Linked DNA regions of Mus musculus: region 1 is linked to region 2. Evidence: chromatin loops called from intact Hi-C (ENCODE). Cell type or tissue: left cerebral cortex. All regions are shown on one strand.

Region 1 (8,000 bases), 200 kb after region 2:
CCGTCTGACTGTCTGTCTCAAGTTAGGAAGCTAGAATATTATTTCTCACTGTATTCAGTCATGAACAGAGTTCATTTATAGGATATCAGTATTAGGCCAAACCTTAATCCACAAATACACCTTATTATGTTAGCTGTTAAGTGCTAAAGCTGTATGTGTGTGTGTGTATGTATAAATGAATTTTATGCTTTACATTTCTTTCTATAGCAGTTTCTGTTCATCTCTAGCATTAAGGCTGCTGAAACTTTGTTCTCACACAGAACCTGCAGTTCATGAGGTCGGCTTCTGTTAAAGGCTGTACAAAGCAGAGCAGAGAAGTGCAGTGCACTGTAATCCTGTTCCTGCTGATGCCAGGTCCTTTTTCTGGGACCAGGGAACAGAGGCTATGATCAGTGCAAGTATCTTAAGTTTTCTGATGGAATTCCTGATGGAATTGGCCTTGTTGTAAATAAATACCCTACTTTGGAAGATAGTGTATTAACAGTGGCAAAAGTTATTAATTCATTTAGTAGTGTAATTATAAAATACTGAATATTTGTAGGTTTTTCAACACCACAAAATTGGTGTTACTTGAGGATTTCCTCAAGTAGCATATTTTCTCTGGCATTCGTGATGGACTGAACTTCGCTCTGGTTATGCTACTCATGTTCTGTCCAAGTGGGTGTTGAGAAGATGAGAAGCTCAGCACCACTGCAGCCCTGCTTTTGGCATCTCTATGTATAGTCCTGCAAAGAACTCAATGGGAAATGTAAACCCTGACTACATTCTTTCAATGGCAGGTGAATGTTACTGTTATAAGAAATCACTTGCTGTAATTGTCCTGGTTTTTATTTTTCACTAATGATAGGCGTCGAGAAGAAGAGTCAGTACTAAGTTTTTCTTCCCAAGCTGTTTGGAGCCTGTAACCAGGGACATTGTAAACAGAGTGACATGTGAAAGCAGCCTACTCTGAATGGTCTGCCTTTCATTTCCACTCTTTGAATGCCCCCTCAAGTCACCTAGAGATAGAAAGATGCCATGTTATTTAGCTTTGTTCTCTGCAACATCTGGTATCATACAGCTAGGCATCATGATTCCTTAGTGTGACTAGGAGGCTTGTGGAAGGAAATGGGTGGAGTGTCAATGAGAACAGCAGGCCCAAGTACCTGCTGTCATGATGAACTTCAGCACGGGTGTGTGTTTCTGTACCACCTAACTTACAGAGCACAGTACAGCTGATTTAAGATGAGTTCCCCCTTTTACAAAATAGTATTTTGCAAAAAGACTTTTTTAAGTAAAGAATTCATGTTGGGTTAATTATATAAATAAGTATCCTTTTCCACATACCACTATTTCAGTTAGGAGCTAACAGCTTCCATTAATGTTTGAAGTTTTTAAAAATAGAATTATAATATAAATTTGTCTTATGTAAGATTTACAGCACAGCTAGAGATACAGAATAGAAAACATATGAGAATCTGGGCCAAAGCATTTCTCTCACTCCAGCTCATTTCTGTGGAACTCGGATATCTCATGACTTTATATATTCAAAGCTTTTAATGGTACCTGTTACACAGCAAGTACTCTGTGAATGCTGACTCTGCTGTTCTGATCGAGGTGGGGGAAGGATGTGAGGGAAGTGAGACTATGCTGGTTAAGCAACAGGTGCATGGCCTGCTTAGGGCAGAGTTGTGCTTACTCCTTTGCTCACAGACTTGGCAGAACAGATTTGCCCATATTTGTGCTGCAGCAGTTAAATCAGCCAACTTGCAGCCCAGGGTTTGTAAATACTTGTTTAGGATTTATGGGTGCTTAGAATTTCACAAGGGCTGACCTTAGACCATCTACCTGCCAATTCAAGTTTCCTACCCATACTTTAGTAATAAAAAAATCTACAACAGCCAGAATCAAGTTTTCAAGGCTTGTGTGTTTGTTGGTAAAGAACAAGTTATTATAGGAAGCATGCTTAGGATGCTGTTGACTCATTTTCTTTGAGGAGTTCTTGTACCTTGTGTTATGCTGGGGCATTCGATTTCTTGTACCTTATTTCATGCTGGGACATTCGGTGGAACACATGTACACTCATCAGCATATGATGCCTTCCTTCTATCTGATACTCTTAGGGCATTACTATTCTATTTCTATCTCTATCTGTTTATCTACCTATTTGGATACAATTGGGAAGTTTCTTTTTATTACAAGGACAAGTGTGTTGATGGTGAAGTTACTGCTGCTCAACTGAGTAAAGGGCTTGTATCTACCATGGAAGTGCTGGCTCACACATGCTTGCAAAGACTTGATCACAGAAGAGGGTGGACAGGTTGAGTCCCAGGCTGGTAGGAGGTGAGTTATGTGGAAACATAGATTGAATTCCAAGATGCTGTAGTTTTAGAAAAAACTCTGGACAAGGATTAACTTTAAGGAGGCCAGCTGAAACTGTTGGTAGGTTCTTCATCTCACTTATCCAACATTTGAAGCAAGGTTCTTAATGTAGGTATGCATGCATACACATCAAAAAACAACCCCTGCCAATAATAACAACAATCTTAAAAAAAAACAAAAAACAAACAAACAAACAAAAAAAAACAACAAACTACAACAAAAAAAGCCCTGACCAGTTATCAGAGGAGGATCATGGCCTTTCTTCTTAGAACTTTACCATTTGTGTAAGTGGCTTTGTTGCCTCACAAAGGGGTGTCGTAAAGATTGCCCCCATTGCAGTGAAGAGGAATGGTTCACATCTTCTCTTTGCTGCTGCATGGCCATCAGTGGCACATCGCCTCAGCACAGTTGCAATTGGGATGTTGCTGGCCCTCTTCTTCATTCGATATTCTCCTTCCTAGTTTCCTTTATACAACAACTAACTATTCCAAGTAGTTCAGTTAGTGGCAGTCTTTGTGTAGGACTTAGGCTTGGCCAACATTTTGACATCATAACATATTGTCATCTACAGTGTTCATGTGACAACTGTATAAAATAACACTGAAATTGACAGGAACTATTTTGGGGTCAGGAAGAGCTATTTTGGAGTGTGAGTAGCAGATTTAAGAAGCCAGATTGGGAATGAGGAAGGAACATTGCTAGAATTGGTATTGTGGGCATATGTGGCACTGGGGCAGTCTTAATTCTCAGGCAGCCCTCCTGGAGGTGCTGTTATTTCTGATCTAGACATGAATCTAATATTCAGGGTTAACTGCTAGAGACAGGAATGAATCCCATCTGTTTTTTGTACCAAAGCTCCTCTCTGCTCAGCAGGCTACAAATTAGAAGGCAGCAGCGAAAGCTGGCCTGATTTCTAGGCCTCCTGTATTAAACATATTTCTGAGCAGAACAGAATACAGGGATTTTTGCTTCTTGGGAGTGGGGTGGGGTCACTGATGATAAAAGGATATCTAACAAACAGAGAATGAAGAGAAAGTGGACTGTTGAACAGAGGAAGCTTTTGTGTCGAAAGCTTGTTTTGTTTGGATGAAGTATCAAGAGACTGGGATACCTATTTTCTAATAAGTTCTTCTTCCTGGGAATTTATTCTCTGCTTGAGAAAGGTAATGATGGAGTTTGAGGGATTTGCTCCTGGGATCTGGTATAAAGAGGTAGACCTGGTCAGGTGTAGTTAAGGTAGGTAGCCCATCAAAAGACCCATGCTGAGCACTTGACAGTTTGGAATGTGAGTCTTTCCTCCATCTTGGGCCTAAGGTTCAGTGAACATTACTTGAGAGCTGCAGGCTCTGTGGATATATTTGCTTCTCACCATGTTGTTTACAGGCCACTTCCCAATTTCATAACCAATTGCTTAGGGGCAGGAAGATGTGGGGATCCCACCTTGCCAGAGCTCTTACCATCTTTGCCAACTGACACTTTTTCTGCAAAGCATGCTGTGCTCCATTGGGAAATAGGAAGAAAGAATCTTATTCTAACCAAGTTCTAGAGCATCAAAGTGTGAAGGAATGAGAGGTCTGGATGGCACGCAGAGCACTGCAGAGCCCTCTCACTTTCTGTGGTCCATTTCTAGCTCTAAAGAAATAGTGATGCAAGGAATATTGTTTTTCATGGAACTAAAACCCCAGAGGTCTTTGCAAACCACCCTGCTTGTTTGTGGCAAAACACTGTGGCTTCTAATTAGTGAGTATTGAACCACACAGAGGAAATTACATCTCTGTGCTGCTCTTAGGGTTAACAGAAACTCTACTAGGAATTGGCTTTGAATCCTGTAACTGAAGGACTTAGAAGTTTGCTCTTACTAGGAAAGGGCCTTAAGTAAAGTGACTTTACTCAATTACATAGTGCTTGGTGGCAGAGTCCTCATGCTCTTGAATATGTTCTGCTTACCTGGTCCTGTGCATTCCTCACTACCCTGCTTCCTTCTCAAAGGCCATTTAACTCTTCTTCTAGACTTTGAGACTATACAGTGTGTGCCTTACAAAATGGAATAAACAGAAACCAATGCAGCTCTTCTTTTCCCTTTCCTGTCCTAGCTCATGCTCTCCCTGGTTCCTGTGGAAATGGCACAGTGGAATATTTATAGTCTTGTGCTGTTACCAAAACTGTATATAATGAAGTGCAACTTAGTGGATGCTGCTTGAGAGATCCTGGGCTTTTAGAAATGTGGTCTTTGGGGGGAAGTTGGCTAGTCTGCATGTGCTTATTTAACCAAAGGATCATCCTCACAGTGGTACTTTCTGGAGCAGTCTCACACAGGGATCTGCTTTTTTTTTTTTTTTTTCGAGACAGGGGTTCTCTGTGTAGCCCTGGCTGTCCTGGAACTCACTTTGTAGACCAGGCTGCCCTTGAACTCAGAAATTCGCCTGCCTTTGCCTCCCGAGTGCTGGGATTAAAGGCGGGCACCACCACGCCCAGCTAGGGCTCTGCTTTGTAGGATCTGTCATACGTACTTTAGTCTACATTAAGAAAAATCATGGATATCCTCCTTTGAGATGTTAAAACAAAAGTATGGAGAATGTCACTTGAGGAACTTAGAAAGGCTTACATCACTTGGAAACAAGATCAAAGGACCAGGATGTCAAGGCTAGTGAAGGGGTGGCCTTAGGCAAACCTGAATAAGTCTTACCGGTTATTTTAAAGGATTTTATTTACTTGTATGTGGTTCCAGAAGGGTGAAGACAACTATGAGTAGACAAGTGGGCATTTTGATGTGAAGGTGCCACATGAGGGCAGGTGAGGTGCTTTGGAAGAACAGAAGGTAAGAAGTGTACTGTGGGATGTGATAGCATATGCTGAAGCTATGAGCTGCCTTTGGTGGTGCATGAGGAAGACTGAGTTCATGCCAGCCTTAGCTATGCAATGAGAAGCTGTCAAAAGCCACAGGATGTCCATTGTGATCACCTGTGACAGGACTGGGAGACAGTGCTGGGAGTAGCTTCTCTTTCTTTTTCTTTTTCCTTTTCCTTTTCCTTTTCCTTTTTTTTTTTTTTTTTTTTTTTTTTTGAGACAGGGTTTCTCTGTGTAGCCCTGGCTGTCCTGGAACTCAGAAATCCACCTGCCTCTGCCTCCCGAGTGCTGGGATTAAAGGTGGGAGCCACCACTGCCTGGCTTCATTCTACTTTGTAACCCTCTATTTGGCTCTGCTCAGTGTTGGGAATGTCACAAGTTTTTCAGCTTAGGAGGATGGCCATGTATGTGTAAGGTGCAGGAAAGGGAGAGAGTGCATGGCAAGAGGTGTGAGCAGAATCAGAGCTGTAGTGGAATTGCTAAAGCCAGCTGTTCTGCTCTTCCGCTCATAGAGATGCTAGTCCTGGCTTCAGGATGCCTAATAGACCTGTTTTCAGTTTTGCAGACCACTGGGAGAAGACGCAGGTGGGTGAGTTGACTTACAGCATAGGAAGTGCATAGAGCTGAGTCACAATTGCAGTAGCCCTGGTCCAAGTCCGCAGGCCTTTAGATGGGACAGCACAGAGCAATGAGGGGATTCTGGAAGGGTCCTTGGCAGGGACATCTGTGAGCAGAAGAAAGTGCAGCCTGCTAGTCCTCATGAAATGCTTCAGCATGGTTAGTAGGGCGAGATGGTAGGTGGGAGGTATTTCCCAGAACCACTGTTTGAAGATCCCTGGGTGCTGTGCCCTTTGTGATTACAATTCTTCAGTGTGGTGAGAAAATTGTGAAAGAACATCCAGACAGCCAAGAACCTTGTTGTGACTGATGAGAAAGGGGCTGTTGCCATGCCCAGATAAGGATGAAGGGATTTGCTTGAGTTGTAGTAGAGATGGGGTAGCAGTCTCTTCATAAGCAGATCTGATAGATCTCTCTCCTATCGGAGAGAGTGGTGCTGCCTCTGACCAGGAAGGCAATGGTAGTGTTTATAGCCACTGGGGTGGAGCAAGGGCTCAAAATGGACTGGGTAGTTTGATGCCAGCCAGTTGATATCTTTACTCTTTTTTTTTTTTTTTTTTTTTTTTTAAATAAGGCTAATTCTGCCCATCACAACATGATAGGTATTGAATATTCCTTTATACTGGGGTCTGTCTTTTTGCTTTCATATAGATTTTTTTTTTTTTTAATTTTAAAGATTTAGCCTGTAAAAGGGCTAGTGCCTTTTGGGAATCAGCATCTGTAGAGTATAGTCTTTAGCCATTGGAAAGGTACATTTTCTTTACAGAGTTTCTTACAGAGGAAAAAGGTATGTGGTTACTGAAAGATTTACTCTGGGCTTTAGCTGTGAGTTAATATCCATCTAGCCATGTCTCCTGGGTGTTATGGACAGGAAACCAGGTGGGAATCACAAGGAGGTGTATTTTTTTCAGTGCTGGGAATGAGAGAGTGTCACGCTTCAAAACTAGGGCCTTGTACATAGTAGGCTGTTACTTCACCAGTGAATGAATCAGGATAGATTTCTGCACTATTGAATTTATGTACCTCTGCTGGGGACTAGACTGCTATTATTTGGAGGCCTTAGGTCAGATCTTTGGAAAGGTTAAAGGTATTTGGGACACCAAGTCTGTCAGTTTTTGAGCAGTGAGAACTCCAGGGACATACAGATATCACCTTCTCATTGGTTACAGTGAAAATCTTTTGGCAGCCCTCCTCCTATCCTATGCCGATAGCCTTTTCCTTTCCAGAATCCTTCCATAATTTACTCACCACACTGGAGAATGGTAAACAGCTGGATGGATGGATGGGAGTGAGCATGTAGGGCACATAGTTGCTGTCACATTCTAAACTCTGCCACTGTAGCATGAAAGCACCTCAGAATGGTATAGGCATTGGTGAGTGTGGCTGTGTTCAATCACATATTACTTACATACCAAAGTGAGTAGGGCTCAGGAAGGTCCATGATGAGCTCCAAATGGAGGGAAGACATTTGAGTGGGGAAAGCCCAAGGGAGGCAGCAGCTATGTTGTTAGACCTAGAGGGACTATGTGGTTCCTCCCAGAAAGAACAGCTCTAGATGGTAGAGAGGTTGTGTCCCAGCTACAAGTTTTTGTTTTCAGAGGCACTTGGGCTAGATTGGGGCTGCTTGGGTGACAGGCTGAGGGGCACAGATTATTCTCTAGGTGGTGGGTAACGTGACCACAGACACATTACATTCAATAATGTCGTTCTGATTATGGTAGACCAATGCCTGGAACTACAAATTACACTTTTCTGCTTAGTATGGACTAGATGTGTAAGGGCTGAGGTGCTCTTAGAATTCTGATGAAAAGTGCAGTTGGAATGTTGGAAGGTTTTCTTGCCAGGATGACTTAGTGATGAATGAGTGCTGTTACATGACAATTTCACTAACAGTGTTTCATTGCCTTGCTCTTTTTTTGTATCCAGGCCAATTTGGGTTTTGGGCCTTGGTGTGCAAAGGAAAAATTGTGAATGTACCCCTGTGTCCCCCCCCCCCCCCCCACACCCTTTAGAACCAAATCACAGAGCAAGAAAGCTGTATGTAATGCAAACTCACTTAAAGCCAGGCCTTGCAGCTTTCTACTGAAAGTTGAGTGCTGCCCTGGTGCATCCTGGACCTTGAGGGCACCCTGCTCTCCTCTAGGTAATTTCCTCAGGGCAGTTTTTAGCCAGGT
Region 2 (8,000 bases):
GCTCTGAGTGAGGAGAAGACATACAGGGAGGCCACTTGTGCTGTGAACAGTTCCCCTGCCGGGCGTGGTGGCGCACGCCTTTAATCCCAGCACTTGGGAGGCAGAGGCAGGTGGATTTCTGAGTTCGAAGCCAGCCTGGTCTACAGAGTGAGTTCCAGAACAGCCACGGCTATACAGAGAAACCCTGTCTCGAAAAAAAAAAACAAAACAAACAAAAAAAACAAAAAACAAAAAAAAAAAATAGTTCCCCTAATGCTTCCGTCTAAAATTATATTTTTTATTTATTTATTTATTTATTTATTTATTCATTTATTTATTTATTTTTGAGGACTAATAAGATGTCTCTGCAGCTCTTGGCACTTGCTGTGGAAGCTGATGACCTGAGTCTGACCCTCAGGACCCACGTAAAGGTGGAAGGGGGGAACTTGCTCCACAGTCCCTCTGGCCTCCACACTTGGGTTTGTGTGTGCGCAAATGCTCACACGCACTCACACTAATAATAATAATAATAATAATAATACACAACAATACAGTCTCCGTGAGGTTGAGGGGGTCCTGCCCATCCCCTACATTACGGATTCAGATCACTGGTGCATTTAGTCTGGAAACAATCCTTGGAACGAATGATGACTCATTTAACAGAGGTACAAGGAAGAGCTGTAACCAACCACCTAGAGTACCACTCCTGCTGTGGTCCAGGCCCTGCTGCAGCATGCTGCTCTTGTGACCTTAAACAAGTTGGGATCTTCTCTGGACTTTGCCTAACTGTTCTGTAAACAGAGAGGTAGAAAGCCAGCTTCCCTGGATGCCGGGAGGGTTAAAATCTCTCTACACAGTGGATCACGCATCAGCAAACCTTCCCTGGAGCCCAGTAGCCAGCAGACCCCACATTATTTAGAAGTATACAGAGTCCCTGTTGCTCTCCTACCGCCCCACCTCTTAAGTTGGAGGAGGGGCCAGGTTTGGGGAAGACTGGCTGCCCCTTTGTGCACTGCACTCCCTGGGTGTTCAGGGAAGGGGTGGGGGTGGGAACAACTCGACATGTTCCATTGTAGTCCAAGATGCCTTATCCTCTCCATAGCAACCAGCAATCCTCTGCTGTGGAGTGGCTGGGATGGAGGGGCCCAGCTCAGAGCCTGGCAGGGAGGGCATCGGGTCTGGTCCAGAACTTTCATCTCCTCTGGGATGGAAATTAGCTTTCAAGTCACAAAGTCCCTAGCACCGCCCTTTGCTCAGTCAGCTCTGGGTAATCGTGCTTGTAGAGCCCCCAACTCTAGCTTCAGGGATCCCCAGAGATGGACTCTGCACACAGAATTCCCGGGGCAATGGCCCCTGAGAGCCTGTTGGAGTTCTGGGGAAATATACACCACTGTTTGCCAATCTCACAGACCATATGTGTGTAAGTGCATATAAGTCAATGCAGGCCTGCTGGTGTGTACCTAGTGGGTGAATGCAGCCATGTGCTATGTATATGATGATACACAGTAGGTTCATTAGCAAGTTCACCAGTGAGCTCACAGGGGAGACCTGGCATGTGCCTGTGGACACCTGTCCTGTTGTAGTATGTACCCTAGTCCCTGCCACACATCTGTGCAGCTGCCATGGGCATCTGTGTACTGCATGTGGAACAGATCCAAAGTGCACAGCCCAGAACCTCACGCCCTAATGTACAGACAGCCTGGAGTTGCCTGGTTTCTCCACCCTCATTTGCCTCAGGTACCAGCTTCTTCTAGGTCCCTTCCCTCCTCAACCTTCATTTGGTTTCCTCCCTAAAACAGGTCCTCGCTGTACCCAGGGTCCTCATCCTCCCCCTTTCCACAGAGAAGAGGCAATAACGGCTTTGTAGGCAGGCAGGGGGAATGCCACTGGTGGGGTTCACCTATTGCAGGGGAAGCCGGGCCCTCCCTACTGCCCTCGTAACTATAGTGACCAAGCCAAAGCGTCCTCCAGACCCCCCAGTAGGAATTCCAGGCTCAGTGTTGAATGCACTTGGACAAAGCCAATGTACTGGCTGCCTGGGCTGGCTTCAGGGAGCCCTTCCAGCATAGTTGAGGAATGCCAGAAACCTGCTGCAGGGACACACACGTATGATCCCGAATCCCTAGCCATTCCAAAGACCCGGAACAGCTCTACCGGTTGCCCCTCAAGTGCTGGCAGAGGACCCATAGAAGGGAGCAATGAGGGCAAGCTCTCCCCTAACCCTGGTTCTCTTCCCCCTCCCCTATCTTAATCTAGCCCCACCCACACCCACACCTCCCGTTGCCAGGAAAGGCCAGTTGAACATGCCGGACAACTTACAGCTAGTTCAGCGAGGACACAACTCTCAACAATCAATCCCCTCAAACAGAACGTCCACCCACCGGGCAACTTTACATGTCACCTGCATCCCAGGTCAACACGTGACTCCGGCAGACTCTATGGAGATTGCCTGAGTTTGCTGAAACTTCTCCAATTCACGCATTTCCATCTATCCCGGCACGCTTTCCCTAAGTGGCTCCTCACACCAAGATTCCCAGCTTTTCCCTCAACACACTACGCCACACCACACCAGCTCTCCCAGACTGGCTTCTACAGACCACACCAGCCCTCATCCTCCTGGCCCCACCGCATAGACTCCTCAGTCTGAAGCCTCCAGAACACTCCGAGCTCTCCAAGTGAGTCCCAAGACACCCGCACTGTCCCCACACTGTCTAGGGCCCGGGACACTCTTGCCTCTAGCATCACCATTCTCTCAGGCCAGCCCAGCCACGCTCACCCCCAGGCCCAGCCACACTCACCAGCCGGGACCCAAGGCAGCAGCAGCAGCAGCAGCAGTAGCAGTAGCAGCAACAGGGGGTAAATATCTCGTCTAGGGCCCCAAATCCTAGGCCCCACCAGCGCCATGGCAGCCGGCTCTGCCTGCCTGCCTGCCTGCCTGCCTGCGGGAACCCTCTGCTCGGCGGGCTCCGCGCCCCTGCGTCCCTCCAACCAGCACTGACGAGGTGGACAGAGGCCCGGCCCCTCCTCCAGCCCTCCCCCTCCGCCCCGCCTCCCACTGCTCCTCCCCGGACAGGATCCTCCCGGAGGGTCTGACCCACCGCTCCTCACAAACACCAGCCCCTTCGGAGGCCTCAGCTCCATCCAGGCAAGGCCCTGGGCCTGACCCTGGGTCTCAGTGCACAAGCCCTCTTGCCAGGCGGTCCAGTCCATGGGGCCAGCCAAGATTCCTGGGGCTTGTCCGACTACCCCGCAGTTTCAGGCCTGCCTTGCTTGAGCTCAGAAGCGCTCCCATCCGTCCTCACTTAACCTGCCCCTTCCACACCTGAGATAACAAGGCTCCTCCCCTCCTATCACAGGGGCTCCTGTCCTCGCTGCCCACTAGGTCCTACCCAGCCACACAGATCCTGTTCTTGTGACTATCAGTAAGGTAGTAACTGGGCCCCAGAGCACGTGCCCCCTGACTCCCTTCTATCCTTCCCACCCCCTCACCAGCCAAACGGAGCCCTTTCGTCTCCCCATTTGCCCTTGATCTTTGTCTCTGGTGTTTGCAACTTTAGAAATGTCCCTGCTGTCCAAGGCGGACCTTTCCGCTGAGTGGCTGCTCTACCGAAAATAGTGCTCCGATGCTGTTCCCACCCTTCTTCCTGAAAAGTCCTTCTCTTTGTCTAACCTCACAGTCACATGTTGCACTGGGTGGAGCCAGGAGTTCTCATCATCTCAAAACACACTGGCACATAAAAAAGCATCTCTTCTTCCATGGCCTGCTGCCCCAAGTGGGGCAGCATCTTATTTTAAAGGGAACTACCTTCTTGAAATGAGCCCCTGGCAGATGACAATGTCTGGCCCAGGTCAGTGATGGTGGATTCTGTCCCTGAAGGCTCTGGACTCTGCTGTGTCTGGCAAAGTAGCAATTGGGGGCTATGGCATGTCCTTGGAGAAACATCAGGTGAGACAATGAGCATCACAGGGTATCGGTAGCCAGCCAGAGGGCTGCTGGTTCCCCTGGGTCCCCAGAGCTCAGGAAGAGACTGAAACCATAGGCCTGGCTAACCAGCCCTGTAGCCTCTCCAGAATTAGAGGCCTGCCCTGTTTTCTGGGACACCCACTCCAGTTGTCTCTTGACCTGGAACTCCCATCGCTAATCTTGAGGAAGTCATGCTCCACTCTTGGGGGAGCACAGCTAAACATATAGGCACCTAACATGCCTGAATGACACGGAGTTTACTCGCTCTCAGTCTATTGTGTCTGTCATCTGTAAAATAGGAGTAACAGCTCCAGCCTCGTGAGACTTTACAGGGCAGTTGTGCTTTGCTCCAGGAATATGAATGGCGCCAAGAATATTAAATAGCAGGACCCTGGGGGGTAGCTACAGGGATGGGAGACAGGGGAGTGGGCTGTGAAGAGGAGCCAGGCAACAGACAGGGACTGGTTCACCCAGGAGCCCACCCCCAAGCACTAATCCCGAAGCTGCCACCTGGTGGTCCTTTGAAGAATGCAGTGGACAGAGCGCGCCTGGAGCTTGGATTGTCATAGGAGGTCAAGGAATTCAGGGATACATCTGAGAGCATGGAACTGACTGCTAGTGGTTGACTTGGTAGAACTAACACATCAGAGAGGAATACAGTGGTGAGGGCATAGATACCAATTCAAATCCCCAGCATCCACTTTCCAGCTCTGTAAGTCACTAAGTCTCTTAATGTCTCTGAGCCTCATTAACTTCCAAGTTAAAAAAAGGTGGAGGAGGAGGAGAAGGAGGAGGAGGAGGAGGAGGAGGAGGAGGAGGAGGAGGAGGAGGAGGAGGAGGAAAGAAAGAAAGAAAGAAAGAAAGAAAGAAAGAAAGAAAGAAAGAAAGAAAGAAAGAAAGAAAAAATAATAGCCCTCACTAGGTGGAACTGTCTTTTTTTTTTTTCATTTGTTTATTTATTTATTTATTTATTTAGGGCTTTTTGAGACAGGGTTTCTCCAGCTAGGTGGAACTGTCTTATGGATAAACTGTGTTTAAGGATTAAAGTGTTTGAAACAGCCAAGCAAGTGCTAGTTAAATTAAAAATGAGAAAGTAATTTTAAGCTATATGGATTTCAAATTGGAAATAAATTTATTGGCTACACTGGGGAACATAATGAAATAAGAAATTTGCTTCTACCCATAGAATCCTGGAATGTGGCAGACAGCTTTCAAGGCCACAAGATAAGGAGTGTGTCCTGTCACAATTCAAATGCCTGAGTACTTCTGTGGTAGGTATATATAATTTCCCCAAAGAACGATAGGGACAAGAAGCCATCTTTCTGCATTTTGTGTGGTGGTTGTATTTCTAGCACTTTCTATGTGTAATAACAACTATGGGAAATACTCCTTATTCTTTTGTTTGGTTTTGTTTTATTTGGTTTCGAGACAGGGTTTCTCTGTGTAGCTGTAATGGAACTTACTCTATAGACCAGGCTGGCCTTGAACTCACAGAGCTATGCCTACCCCTGCCTCCCAAATGTTGGTATTACAGGTGTGTGCCACCACTGTCCAGCTAATACTCCCTATCCCTAGGCAAGCCACTTGATGCTCTGAGCACTGCCCATCAAAAATATCACTCCAGGGGCAGAAGAGATGGCTCAGTGGTTAAGAGCACTGGCTGCTCTCCCAAATGATTTGGGATCAATTCCCAGCGTGCAAATGGCAGCTCACAATTAATGGGTTAAAAAGCCAGTTCTAGAGGATCCAGCACTCTGGCCTCCACATGACGCAAGAAAAATACTAAAAAACATAAAATATTTTTCATTTATCATTTGAAATAGCACTTCATATGAAAGGTCCATGGGCAATTACTAAGTTGGGTGGTCTGTGGGCTGTCCTACAAACAATTCACCCTGAGTCTAAACCCCACTCACAGCCAGAGGCACCCATGTCTCATGATCAACAAAAGACCCAGCAAAGGGCTACATTCAGAAGAGGGCTTACCTAGCATGGCTGAAGCCCTGGCTTCTACTCCTGACACATAAGCAGGGTGTGGTGGTGCACATCTGTGACCGAAGCGCTTCGGAGGCGGAGGCAGGAGGATTAGAAATTCAAGATTGGGTTCTGTGCCAGCTGCTGGAGGGGTTTTTCCAACTGGAAATGTTGTCTATTTTGTCTGTTAACCCTAAGCCCATGGTTAGCCAAAGCCAAGCTGTGCCAGTGGTCTCCTTCCCTACCTCGCAGCTCTCCTTCCTCCTCCAGTGAAGGTGACAAAGATGAGGGTAGGGGTTGCTTCCAGAAGCACCCACCCCAGCTCAAATGACAGGTCACCATGATGAACTGCTGACACCCTGCTGATGTTTTGCTGCTGGGTTCTAGAGTCACCACCCCAGGGAAGAGTTCAGATCCACATCCAGACTCGGTCAGAGCCTCCACAGGCCTTGCATGGACTGCAGTCACCAGTGTAGACACACCTGTCAAGGCTCCAGTGAGAATCACTCAGTTAGTCACTCTTGCAGAGAACTCTCTCATCTGGTGAAGAAGACAGACATACCGACAGAGCAGGAAGGTACTGACTGAGAGCCCATGGAGCCTCAAGGACAGAGACAAACTCTCTGGGGACAATTTTCCATGGGACTTGGAACCATGAAGTATGAATAGGAGTTTTTCAAGTGAAGAAGCAGAAGCTACAGCTGGATAAAATTTAGGCTGGGCGAATGTCAGTAATGACAGAGTCTGAGGACACCAGCATTGCCCAAAAGCAGAGTAAGATAAGAATGGGGTTAAAAGAGTGGGACTGGGGCTGGTGAGATGGCTCAGTGGGTAAGAGCACCCGACTGCTCTTCTGAAGGTCCAGAGTTCAAATACCAGCAACCACATGGTGGCTTACAACCATCTGTAATGAGATCAGACTCCCTCTTCTGGTGTGTCTGAAGACAGCTACAGTGTACTTACATATAATAAATAAATAAATCTTAAATAAATAAATAAATCTTAAAAAAAAAAAAGAGTGAGACTGTTGGTGCAGAGCCTGAAGGTACCAAAGAAATTAAATTTGGTCCTAGGGCCACTAGGGGGAGCCGAGGTAAAGGATAAAGCTGGAAATGGCGTGGTCAATTAGAATGGAAAGATTGTGGAAGATGTGTTGTACGGTAGGACCAAGAGAAACTGGGAGACGTCTGGGTTGAGACATTGGATGCCTTCGAGGGCTGGGGAGATGGAGACGGAAGGAGCAGAACCAAGAGTTCTGCTAGGTAAATCATGATGAAGGGGGTAGGGGCAGGCGGGACAAGGGTTGACTAGAGGAAGATGACAAAGATAAAGGACAAACTGCAGGTCCCTATTTAGCCACCAGAGGGCGCTTCAAGACAGCACAGGCTACACTTTTCCCCGAGGTACCTTCAATAGACTCTTTATTCTTCAGTGGGATTTGCATGTGGGGATTGGCCTTCCTGGAGTAAGGTGGAGGTAAGCAGAGGTCGAGCGTTGCAGGCAAATTTACAGCTTCCCTTTCTATCCTTCTCGCTGTGGACTGACTCACCAAGGTCGCCTCAGGGTCAGATCCAAGTAGTCCTGCTGCCCCTGTCGGGAGAGAAAGAGACTGCAGCGCCCCACATCGGATAGACTAGAGGAATGGGCTCTCCCTGCGAGTTCCAGAAAAAGCATAGTTGGGCGTTTCCCACGAGCTGCTGTATATACCCTGCCCCCACCTCTCAGTATTTCGGGTCTAGGAATGGTGACTGTTTGGGGCTGGGTAAAGTGAAAATACAGACTCTCCTAGCCCAGTCTGGTGAGAGAACCTCGAGTTGGTGAAGCTCAGGCTGTTTTTGGAGTCATGGCTAAGTGTCTCAGATCCAGGCTCAGTACAGGATTCAGTAATCCAGTAACTCAGCTGTTTAAGCTAGAAGTTATATGCCATTTGGGATTCTGAACCCTGCGCTTGCAGCTTAACATCCTGTGTGCCGGCCACCCGCAGGAGAACCAGCTTTCCCCAGCCTCCCCTCTCAGGCCTGCAGGGGCTGATGATGGCCAGAGAAGTGCTAGAATGCAGTGTGTCCTGTCGGACAGGTGGACA

Evidence for each region. A loop is a pair of places that touch in the nucleus more often than their neighbours do. Peaks named below come from ENCODE experiments on the same cell type or tissue, not always from the same donor. Only the 100,000 strongest peaks of a DNase experiment are listed, where the experiment ranks them.
Region 1: a loop joins it to region 2, with 3 times the contacts of the local background. A loop is called at or near these places in 13 of 42 quality-filtered maps.

The regions. Positions count from the first base shown.
Region 1 is chr2:37,572,010-37,580,009 of GRCm38, reverse strand. It overlaps Strbp (spermatid perinuclear RNA binding protein), which reads left to right. Exons shown (of 18, transcript NM_001379315.1): 18 at 1-8,000. It also overlaps a transcript of Rabgap1 not described here. Among named protein-coding and RNA genes, the nearest start is that of Gpr21, 59 kb to the right of the region's middle. In left cerebral cortex, no CTCF peak of the experiment used is centred here; DNase peaks (open chromatin) are centred at 3,051 and 4,436; H3K27ac peaks cover 1,660 bases.
Region 2 is chr2:37,771,224-37,779,223 of GRCm38, reverse strand. Crb2 (crumbs family member 2) reads right to left here and starts at 2,975. Exons shown (of 13, transcript NM_001163566.1): 1 at 2,778-2,975. The coding sequence starts at 2,883. In left cerebral cortex, CTCF peaks have their summits at 4,457 (motif pointing left), 7,016 (motif pointing right) and 7,269 (motif pointing right); DNase peaks (open chromatin) are centred at 4,449, 7,040 and 7,244; H3K4me3 peaks cover 649 bases; H3K27ac peaks cover 817 bases.